2 separate regions of the Homo sapiens genome follow, and region 1 is linked to region 2. A link is a contact called in ENCODE Hi-C or POLR2A ChIA-PET data. All regions are on one chromosome and are shown on one strand. Each heading gives the region's core, a stretch centred on a gene start or an enhancer-like site at or near the end of the contact. The rest is flanking DNA. Distances are from core to core; before and after follow the strand shown.

Region 1 (5,438 bases), core at 302-2,801, 120 kb after region 2:
CATTAACCTAGGTGCTAAGGAGAGAAAAATGAGTAAGACACAGTTTCTTTCCTCAAGGAAATCACAGTCTGTTGGCAGAGATAAGTAGTAATGGTGCCTAATATAGGTAACACTTGCTACCTGCTCCAAGAACAAAGTTAAGCAAGTGATTAAGTTAAGCAATGCTTAGAGGTAGAGGATGTAAGAATGGCCTTAAAAAATGTGTCTTCTGAGATGAGTTTGAAGGATAAATGGAGTAGGAACTTGCCAGATTGAGGTAAGAAGCCTTCCAGACACAGCCCAACAATGCAGCAAAGCCCAATGCTTGACTAACTGGGGCACACAGGGAACACTGCAAAGTTTGGTTTGGATCCTAGAGTGGAAAAGGGAACTAAAGAGAAAAGATTGGTGAGATGAGTTGGGATAAACCTAGGAGTTTGGGCTTAATCCTGAAGCATTGAGGCGGTGTTGAAAATGTTTACACTGGGAAGTTAGGAAAGTAAATATTAGTAGGATGGAAGGATCAGAGAGGCCCTGGGCAGAAATCATAATGTGGGTGACTCCCAGGTTTCTGGCTTGAGTAACTGTTGCCATTCCCAAAATAAGAGAGGCAGGAGGAGAAGAGTTCCAGAGGAAGATGATGAGTTCATTCTTGAGTATGTTGAAGGTTATTGCAGGGTGCCTGTGATGCTCTTGCAACCCCATCCCCACCTTGAAATCCTTCAGAGGCTCCCCGTTCCCTTTAGTCCTGGCCTGGCCTCCAGTGTCTTCTCTCAGCCCTGCCTTCTAATGTGCTTGCTGCAGCCTGAGCAGCTTCGAGTTTCTAGAACTTGCCAGGTTGTGTTCTACATCTTTGAGCCTTCAACTAGAACACCATTTCCCTTCTCCTGCCTTCTGCCTGGCCAGTTGTGGCTCATCCTTCCAGACTCACTCAAGATAAAACATCTCTGAAGGAGGCTTCCCTGACATTGTCTACCACCACCCCCAGCAAGGGCTGATACCAACTGTCAGCAGCTACATACTCACCCCTACTTGACTGTAATGATTTGCATCCATGTCATCTCCTGCCCTACTGTGACATTCCCAGACCACCCCTCACTGGGCAGGTGGCATCTCTGTATCCCTTTTGCCTGGCCCAGATGGAAATTAGGACATCAGTAAATGTAAAATGAACAAATCCAGATGGGAGCATCCAACAGAGAGTTGGAAATTCCAAAAAAAGCAAAATGAAAGGCACCAAAAAAATGCATACAACATTAACACCTTATGTCTACCATTCGCTCCCCCCGCCACCCCCGTCCTCTTCCCTAAGCACTACATTATCTAAAGCCTAGATGTTCAATCATCCAAGCCCATGGCTGTTGGCTTGGTTATGTGTCTGGAATGGAACAGAAAGGGAGGAGGAGTGCAGAGGCCCAAGGAGGAGCATCAGTGAAGGTTTGGAGACTGACCTGGAATTCCTAGCCATCATGGTGGGTACAGTTTACATGAGAGGAAGCCTGGCTTTACACACCTGTTTCCTCTTTCTAAGCTCTGGCCCCTATTTTCTAACACCATCTGGTGGCCACATCTGTAAATAACAAACTCCTCAGGAGCTGAGAGAGCTTCTATAAGGCAAAAGGTCCAGGGATTGGCCTCAGAGGGCTATTATGTATTACAGCCCCAACAAGTTTATATGTATACGAGATTTGCCTTTTCTGATGAGACACTCCAAGAGCTTTTGACCAGAATCTTAAAAACTCCTATAGCCTCCAAAAGGCTTAGAATCCCTGCTACAAAGGATTGATTCTTTTTTTCCCCAAGTGAAATCCTATGAAGAATCATACACAAGCTAAAGAAGCAGACCTAAATCCCTGCTTGCTCAGAACCTCACCCTCCAATTTCCCAAAGCACTTACAGAGAACCTGGAATCTAGTTTGAAAACCACTCTTGTGAAACGAAGGGCTTGTAGAGCATCGGGGCCAGATGGGCCCTTAGAAATCATTGTGACGTACTAGGTCCCACCTGAGAGAGGAGGCTTGGTGATACACACAGCACGTATCAGTAGCAGTACTGGAACCTAACACAAGTCTCCCCTCTTGTTTCTCTTCTCTTTTTACTGCTTGCCTTATTGCCCAAAACCTAAATTTAAAAATGTACTAATCAAAACTTTTTCTATATATAGTTCCCAAACAGGAAACCATTCTTCATATAGATTTCTAGGTCTCTGGAAAGAGATCTTTCCCCTCAAAATGCCTCTTAACCAACCATAAATCATGGTAGAAAATAAATCTAGAGCTTACGTTTGAATAGTTTGTTGTTTGTTTGTGTTGGGGCGTGTGTTTTTTTGAAACAGGGTCTCATTCTGTTTACTAGACTGGAATGCAGTGGTGCGATCATAGCTCACTCTAACTTCGAACTTCTGGGTTCAAGCGATCCTCCTCCCTTAGCCTCACCAGAAGCTAGGACTACAGGTGTGCAGCACCCTGCCCAGCTAGTTCTTTTTTTTTTTTTTTTGGTGGCAATGGAGTCTTATTGTGTTCCCAGGCTGGTCTTGAACTCCTGGCCTCAAGTGAACCTCCCACCTCAGCCTCCCAAAGTGCAGGGATTACAGTCATGAGCCACTGCACACTGCACCTGACCCAAATAATTCTTTTCAACTTACAACATCAATACCCATGGGCTAGTTTCACAGTGGCAGAATAGACTCAGAGAGGTAAAATGACTTGTTTGCTGTTTCCTGTCATCAACTTAAAGGTTCTTTCCACTGTCTCACAACATTTGTGTTCGAATGTGCATATTCTGCGGTACTTAAAACAGTGAACAAATAGGCAATCCATCTGGCTTATTGATACTTGTTCAGGGAGTGGGGGTTATAACCCCTGCTATTAACTGCCATTTGGAGATGGGGGACGGATGAAGTCTAACATTGTTTAAACATTCATATACTAGAGTCTGAACAACCTTCAAAATATGCTTTTAGTCACCATTTTACAGATGCCTAAACCAAAGTATAGAAAGAGAAAGTGCTTTGCCTCAAGGTCACACAGCTAGTAATTGTCTCACCCTCCTGCCCTTTCCCTTCTTTCTCTTTTAGGAGTGCCAGCTTCTCTCAGGGCACCAGAGCCTCTTTTCTCATGAGGAGTGACACAGCTGTACAAAAACTTGCCCAGGGCAATGGACACTGTGTCAACGGGATCAGTGGTCAAGTCCATGGCTTCTATAGCCTTCCCAAGCCGAGCCGGCACAATACAGAATTCAGAGACAGTACCTACGACCTCCCCCGCAGCCTGGCCTCCCATGGCCACACCAAGGGCAGCCTCACAGGCTCCGAGACAGATAATGAGGATGTGTACACCTTCAAGACGCCCAGCAACACCCTGTGCAGGGAGTTCGGGGACCTCCTGGTAGACAATATGGATGTTCCGGCCACCCCACTCTCAGCCTACCAGATCCCTAGGACATTCACTCTGGACAAAAACCACAATGCCATGACAGTGGCCACTCCTGGGGACTCAGCCATAGCTCCCCCACCCCGCCCCCCCAAGCCAAGTCAGGCAGAAACACCTCGATGGGGCAGTCCTCAGCAGAGACCGCCAATCAGTGAAAATAGCAGATCTGTCGCTGCCACCATCCCCAGACGCAACACCCTCCCTGCAATGGACAACAGCCGACTTCACCGAGGTCAGTATAAGTCCTAGCTGAGACTCAGAGGGAGGAGGAGGTAACACAGGGGTTCTCAATAGTTTGATGGTCCTTGGTCATCCATGGCCGAGGGGAACTTACGAACCACCTAGGTCACTGATACTCAAAAACATAGGTGTCTTCTACCCAGATCCCTTACCAGTTGGTCCTCCAGCACTGGAGGCTGTTAGTAGTAGTTGTCTAACAGAGCTAGCCCCAGAGAAGTTAATGTTCTACTAATGGAGAATAGGACATTCTTGATTAACCACAGTATAACATATTATGGGTTTAGAAGCCCAAATCATTGTATTTTATTCATTTGTAAATCAAATCAAAGATTTAAAAAATAAATTCAGAAGATCAGTCCAAACTGGAGTGAAACCTGTGTGGACTAACAGACTGCTAAAGCAAAACGAGGTCTTAATATTTTCTAAATCATACTTGAATCTCTTTGGTTGAAGTCAAAACTTTTATTTGAAGTACCTAAATTCTATTGTTACTTGTTTTCCACTGAGAGTATTCCAACTCTGCATGTAACCTCCTCTGTATGATGAAAAAATAGAACAATATTAATTCCTTTCATTTTGCATCTTGCTTTATGGTTTGCAAAGCCTTTTCTTGTCCATCCTGTTGTTTAAGCCAGGCAGAGAGGTTGGTGGGACAAAACCTCCTTGTCTCCATCTCACATGAGGCCAATGACAGTTAAGAGACTTAAATAGAGTTGCAGAGTCATTGTGCCAGAGATGAGACTCAGACCCTAGAGTCCCAGCTCCTAGTTTAGACCTCTTTGCCGTCTTTCAATCCATCGACAATTTGAGCAGTCATACTCCGTTTTGGAACTGAGATGATAAAGACATACATAAAACATGTTCCTGCCCTTCAGAGCTTACATCTCATTGGGAAAATAAAACCAACACATATAAATCAGGACAAGTATTGTTACTGTGGTGTTCAGAGAAGTGATGGCTGGGGTGAGCAGGACAGGTGAGTGGTGTAGGAGTCAAAGGAGAGGTGCATAGATGAGGGTAGAGTAGTCAAGGACAGCTTCTCTGCAGATGCTAACACTGGAGCTACATCTAGAAGCCCAGGAGGAATTTTTGAACTGAGGAGTGATGTGTTCGAAGAAATTCCTTATCATTTGGGGTTGAGAGTAGTATCTTCTGGAGTATCAGTAAGACCTTGAACCACACTGGTGAGGGTATGGGTAAGTGTCAACACATGAATCAACCATGAGTACTTATGAATCCTCCTTCCTCTGTCAGCTTCTTCCTGTGAGACCTACGAGTACCCACAGCGTGGTGGAGAGAGTGCAGGCCGGTCTGCTGAATCCATGAGTGATGGAGTTGGCTCTTTCCTGGTGAGTGTGGGTTAACCCAAGGGTCCTCAGGCCGGCCTGGTTAGGTAAAAGGTCACACCTTATGGAATTAAAAGCACAACCCCAAAAGATTGATGGCGTCTCCATCTTAGGACCCTGCCCAAGTTCTTGTCTCAGTTCAGAACCCTGCGTTGAGTCTTTGGACAAGTAAGATATAAGTATTCTAGTCTGGAAGAAATGTATGTGCTAAGGTAGACTGGATTACAAGGTTCACCAACCTTGTAGGTAAGCAGAGGATCTAGAATGCAATAGACCCAGGCTGCACGGTGGGGGAACCTCTAAGACAGCAACCTTACCCACGTGGCCTCACATGCAGGAGGGAGGCTGCAGTGTGAGACTCCAGGCAAGGGTGGTACTCACAGTCAGGCTAAGTGGCAGAATTATGGCTTGAGTGCAGGATCCCAGGCTGCCCTCTGGAAGA
Region 2 (5,667 bases), core at 1,447-3,946:
ACCACTCCTGGCTCCCATTCCCAGAGATTGTGATTCAGTAGATCTGGGGTAGGGCTGGAGAAGATACACGTGTAACAAGCTCCTAGATGATGCTCATGCTGCTGGTATGGGGACCACTTTTTGAGGACTACTGGTCTTGCATAAGGATTCTTGATCTGAAGTCTGTGAACCTTAAAAAATTATAGGCAAAATACTCTATGTACCCATATAATAGAGGTTGCAGGATATAGGACTCACAGTTTTAATCTGATTATCAAGTGGGTCAGCAGGTCAGGAGAACTTTTAGCTGCAGTTAACAGAGAATCTGACTAATAGTGACTTAAATCACAAGGACTTTGATATTCATTTAGCAAAGTAAGAGGCTGGAAGTTTCAGCATTCTTTCAGTGGCTCAAGCATGTCACCAGGAAAATCAGGCACTTTCCCTCAGAAAACCCCTTATGTTTTTTTTGGCTAGCAATAGGTCACATGCCCACCTCTAGATCATTCCCATCAATGAGGAATGGGATTTGTATAATTGCTTTTGATTCAGCCCCTGGGGCAAAGGGAGGGGATTTACCTTCCCTGATAACATCAGATCTCCACCAGTCCTCTGAACAAAATATGAATTCTGTAACAAGGGTGAAGGGAGAAATGGCTATTTGGTCTCTCAGTGAGTGACCCAAAAAGTGTTAGGAGTGTCTGGTCTGCATCCTTTCAGCTTATCACATGCTTTCAACTTGCTAGGCAAGCAGGGCACAGACACGCCGAGCTGTGAAGCCCTGCTGAGCTCTGTCCTCTAGTGCCTTATGACGGGTTCTGTGAAGTCATCCTGCATGTAACGGGGATGACGTGGTATGAGATTTAAGAGCCTGATCCAGGCTTCTGGGAGTCGGCATCAAGTCAGCCTTAAAGCTAGTCCCCGTCTGACTTTGGCCCCCAGTTGTTTTGTGTGGTTGTGTGTTTTTGTTTGTTTGTTTGAGACGGAGTCTCAGTCCTGTTGCCCAGGCTGGAGTGCAATGGCGCCATCTCGGCTTACTGCAGCCTCCGCCTCCCGGATTCAAGTGATTCTCCTGCCTCAGCCTCCCAAGTATCTGGGATTAAAGGTGCCCACCACCACACTTGGCTAATTTTTTGTATTTTTAGTAGAGGCGGGGTTTCACCGTGCTGCCCAGCTGGTCTTGAACTCCTGACCTCAAGTGATCCTTCCACTTCGGCCTCCCAAAGTGCTGGTATTACAGGTGTGAGCCACTGCGCTCGACCTGGCCCCCCAATTCTTTTTAGAATTGGCTCTTGCTTGGTTCCTTTTGGTCAAGTCCCTGTCAAAGTACAAGTTTTTGTACTTTGATTCTTTAAAGACTCCCATTATTCTTTTCTCTCACCAGTCTCCTTGGAATTAGAGTCCTGGTCCTGGATTTGGGGACCAAACACTTGGAATTCTGCTGCCAGACTTCCAGTTCCCTATCTACTTACCTAGCTCCCTGCTTGTCTTCTCCCAGCAGTATGCTTTAGATGCTTGGCTTTCAGTAGGGAGATAGTGTCTAAAAATGTACAATGTGAGACTATTTCACGTAGAAATGGTAAATGAAGCACTGGGAGTTAATGAGATTATTGAAGGAGAAGATGTGAGAACGAAAGCTCATACCACCCCTCTACTGAATCAAATGAAGGGCATGGTCATTTGTGTGTTCATCTGTACTCTCCACAAGTACCATGAATCCCAGGCTGAGAATCAACAAAGACCTTATAAACAAAGACCCAGGGCCACCTGGGAATCCAGAGAGGTGCCTGATGAAAGGGATGACAGTAGCTCAGCTGGCAGAGCTCTCTGCCTGCATCCCCTGCCCCCTAGAGCAGTTCTGCTTTTACTTCTATGTTATGCTTCTATACGAAATCTTGTATGTAGAAATAAATAATTCCACTTATTAAAAAAAAAAAAGGCCACTGGGTAAATGATGCCGAAGGCCCCTTCTAATACTGAGAATGGGCTCAAGGGCTAGAATACAGGTACTAGGCTATGACATGTGAAACAGAAGTGTAGTCCTGTCGTATTTTAGGAGAAGGAACTCTGGCTCCCTTGTTCTCTGCATGGTTTTGAGCTGACAGTTGCCTCGGTCAACAGCTGGATACAGTACCCAATTGTTTGCAGCAAAAGTCCTGCGAGTCTGTTTCCTCTAAAAAGCTTCTTCCACGACTTCCTTCCCCCATCCTCCCAGGACAGAAGTGGACACAAGGGGGAATGTTTCAGTTCCCCTGTCGGGTTGTGTGTCTTCCTCTCAAACCACTGTTCAAAATGTCTAGGGAATTTTTATTTTCCAAAGTTGCTTACCGGAAACAACTTGGCAGAGCATAGTTTGGGGAGGAGGCTTTAGTTCAATGAGCACAAAAGCACATGTTCCTGTGGTGAATTCTTAACGTGTGTGAAGGGGAAGCAAAGGAGCTTTAGTAAAATTGCAGTTCAGGCTAAGTCAGGAATGGAAATGAGGAACAACCAGAAAACATCACAGTTTGTTTTAGAGCATTTAGTTCCTAACTCTCAATGACACACACTCAGGCTTATGGCTGAATTTCAGATTATCCTTGTATATACTTTTTAGAAGTTTTTATTTGGTATCATAATTTATAGTGTAACAATGAAAAGTCGCCTGGCTTTATAACAGATTTCAGAAAGTGAAACTTGGTTTCTGAGGAATAAACAGGCAGCAGAGCAATCCTCAAAGAGGAAGTGCATGAGAAACTGAGGGTTTAGGGAGATTATATTTGGTTAGAAACGCTGGGCCTTTGTTAAAAGTTGAAAAACCTGATCACTCCAGTCTTTGGAGGTTCTGAGGGAGAGCATGTCTTGCCAGAGTCTCACGGATGATTAGAGTTAATCCCGGCACCCAGGCCTCTTTACTTTTCCTCTGCAGTGTGGGTTCCCCTCCTGAGCTACCCGCTAGAGCCTAGTTTCCCAGGGTTTCTCTCTCTGGTCTGTTTTTGCAGCTCAAGCCATGTTCTCCTTGATCTGTTGGCCAGGCTTCAGGGGAGATGGACTACAGCTGGTCTGAAATAGGAAGACGGTAAATTTACTTAAACTTTCAGCATGACCCATTTGCCTAACTTTTTTTTCAATGTGATGAATGAAAATATAGACAACAGAATGTTTCACAAGACAGCCAACTCAAAGAGAATAAGAATGAGGACGTGTGCAATTTGCTTTTACCTTTAAAAAGAAGCATATTACAGAACCTCTTGATTGTCTTTCTTTTTTTTTTCTTTTTTTCTTTTTTTTACCTCTGTCATCTGTGATCCATTCGCCTGTTCAGCCAAGATATTTTGGCATTTTTACTCTGGGAAACCAGTGGGTGGGTGAACATGGAGGAGCCAAAAGTTAACAAAATACCAGCAAATGCTGGAGCCAAGTGAGAGGATTCTCCTCTGCTCCAGAAGCAGAGGTGTACCCCACCTCCCACTCTCCCAAGCTGCTTTGAAAAAGGCTGCTAAAACTCACCGACTTAAAAAAAATTTTTTAAAAGAAAAAAAACTCCCTGACTTGAGAGGATTTCTCAGTCCTGATGAAGGAAATCTCTAGCAGCTCTTCTTGTCCCTAGGCTATCAGGGCTTTTCCTTTCTGAGGATGCCCTAAGCACTGTAGGGAATAATAGCATTCGAAGGTAAGTTTATCTGGTCTGATGCCAGCATACATTGTTGAATCCAAATCTACCATTTACCATCGGGGTGACTTTCAATGAGTTCTTTAAACTTTCTGAGCCTGTTGTCTCATCTGTAATAGAGATAATAGTGCCTACCTCATCAAAAGTGTTAGAATTAAGTAAGATGATTTGTAACTTAGTACCAGACACCTCATTAATAATCAAATGTTTTTTGCAATACCACTCATTTTCTCACCAACTTCTATACAGCTTCCTGTTTTCCCAGTGATCGTGAGATATGGGAGGTAGTAGCTTGCTAACTTGTTTCCAGTGGCAGCAGGAGTGGCAAAGGAAATTACTTTTTTCCTTATCAACTTCAAAGGATAATTTACACACAGTGAACTATATCTGTGTACATTTAATGAGTCTCATAGGTGTCTGTCCGTACTCATGAAACAAGTACTACATTGAAGATGTAGAACATTGGCATCATCCCCAAAAGATTCCTCTTGCCCCTTTGCAGTCTTTCCCTTCCTTTGCCCTTAGCCCCAGGCAAGCACTCCTCTGTTCTTTGTCACTCTAAATTAGTTTGCATTTTATAGGAGTACAGTATGTACACTTTTTGTGCAGCTTATTTCACTCAGCATAGTGATTTCTGGATGTGTCCATGTTGTTGCATGTATCCATGTTATTGCTGAGTAGTATTCCATTGTGTGGATATACCACCTATTGATGGACATTGGGTTCTTTCTTGTTTCTGGCTCTTTTAAATAAAGCTGATATGAACATTCACTTGGAAATCTTTCTGTGGAGCATACATTTTCATTTCTCCCAGGTATACCCAGCAGTTGAATGGCTCAGTCATATGGTAGATACGTGTTAAACTTTTTGAGAAACTTCCAAACTGTATTGTTTTACTTTCCTATCAACAGTGTATGTGATTTCCAGTTGCTTTACAATCTCAGAAGCACTTAGTGTGATCAGCCTTTTTAATTTTAGTCATTCTAATGGGTTTATAGGTCATGGTATTCATTGTGGTTTTCATTTGTTTCCCTGATGTCTAGTGATGTTGAGCACCATGTGCCAACTGGCATTTTGTATACTATCTTCTTTTGTCTAGTATCTGTTCAAATCTTTTGCCCATTTAAAAAATTGTGTCATTTATCTTCTTACTGAGTTGTACAAGTTCCTTTTATGATCTGGATACCAGTTCTTTGTAAGATAGAAATATATTAAACATTTCCTTCAATCTGTGAAAACATGTGAATACAACTGATCCTTGAACAAAATGGGCTTGAACTGCATGGGTCCATTTATACTTGGATTCTTTTCAGTAAAAGTGACACTGAGTGTGCTTGCCTCTCCTGCCTCCCCTTCCTCCCCTTCTACCTCTTCTGCTTCTGTCACTGCTGAGACAGCAAGTCTAACCTCTTCTTTTCCTCTTTCTCCTCAGCCTACTCAATGTCAAGATGAAGATAAAGACCTTTATGATGATCCACTTCCACTTAATCAATACTAAATACATTTTAATCTTCCTTATGATTTTTTTCTCTATCTTTACTGTAAAAATGCAATATATAATATATAACATACTAAGTATGTGTTATTCCACTGTTTATAGTAGTTAAGTTTCAGGGGAGTCAAAAGTTGTACATGGATTTTTGACTGCATGGGAGGGAGCCATCCCCTAACCCCCATGTTGTTCAAGGTTCAACTGTATGTTCTCCCAGTTTGTGTCATGCCCTTTCCTTCTCTTAATTGTATCATTTGAGGAACAAAAGCTTTGAATTTTGATGAAGCTTAGTTTTCAGTTTTTCTTTTATGATTTATGCTTTTTGTTTACTTAAAGGTCACAAAGATTTTTCTCCTATGTTTTCTTGTAGGAGATGTTTTAGCTTTTACATTTAGGTCTATAATCCAGTTCAAGTTAATGTTTGTATATGGTGTGAAGCAAGGGTTAACATGGGGATTATCTTTTAGGTAAGTGTCTATTATGTATCAGGAACTTTATTTCTCAAGAAATAAATGTTCTAAGATAATTATCCTTATTTTAATGA

The links. Hi-C counts contacts between places; a loop is a spot of excess contacts on that map. ChIA-PET counts read pairs that join two places held with the same protein, here RNA polymerase II (POLR2A). Pooled maps may share reads with other maps.
Region 1: a map of PC-3 shows a loop between it and region 2 (2.2-fold over the local background). The contact joins two enhancer-like sites. A Hi-C loop is called at or near these places in 3 of 168 maps with a recorded cell type or tissue (Caco-2, K562 and PC-3), 8 of 37 single-sample maps with no recorded cell type and 7 of 50 pooled maps. POLR2A ChIA-PET finds 5 or more read pairs at or near these places in 4 of 52 experiments (HepG2, WTC11, activated T-cell and 1 more).

What each region holds. Positions count from the first base shown.
Region 1 is chr11:78,224,669-78,230,106 of GRCh38, reverse strand. It overlaps GAB2 (GRB2 associated binding protein 2), which reads left to right. Exons shown (of 10, transcript NM_080491.3): 4 at 3,056-3,642; 5 at 4,905-4,999. It also overlaps a transcript of USP35 not described here. Among named protein-coding and RNA genes, the nearest start is that of USP35, 38 kb to the right of the region's middle. Within about 2 kb of position 1,551, at least 3 of the 41 ENCODE cell types and tissues checked have a DNase peak (open chromatin) inside an H3K27ac peak, as active enhancers do.
Region 2 is chr11:78,347,505-78,353,171 of GRCh38, reverse strand. The region is part of intron 1 of GAB2 (GRB2 associated binding protein 2); the gene reads left to right. Among named protein-coding and RNA genes, the nearest start is that of GAB2, 67 kb to the left of the region's middle. Within about 2 kb of position 2,696, at least 17 of the 41 ENCODE cell types and tissues checked have a DNase peak (open chromatin) inside an H3K27ac peak, as active enhancers do.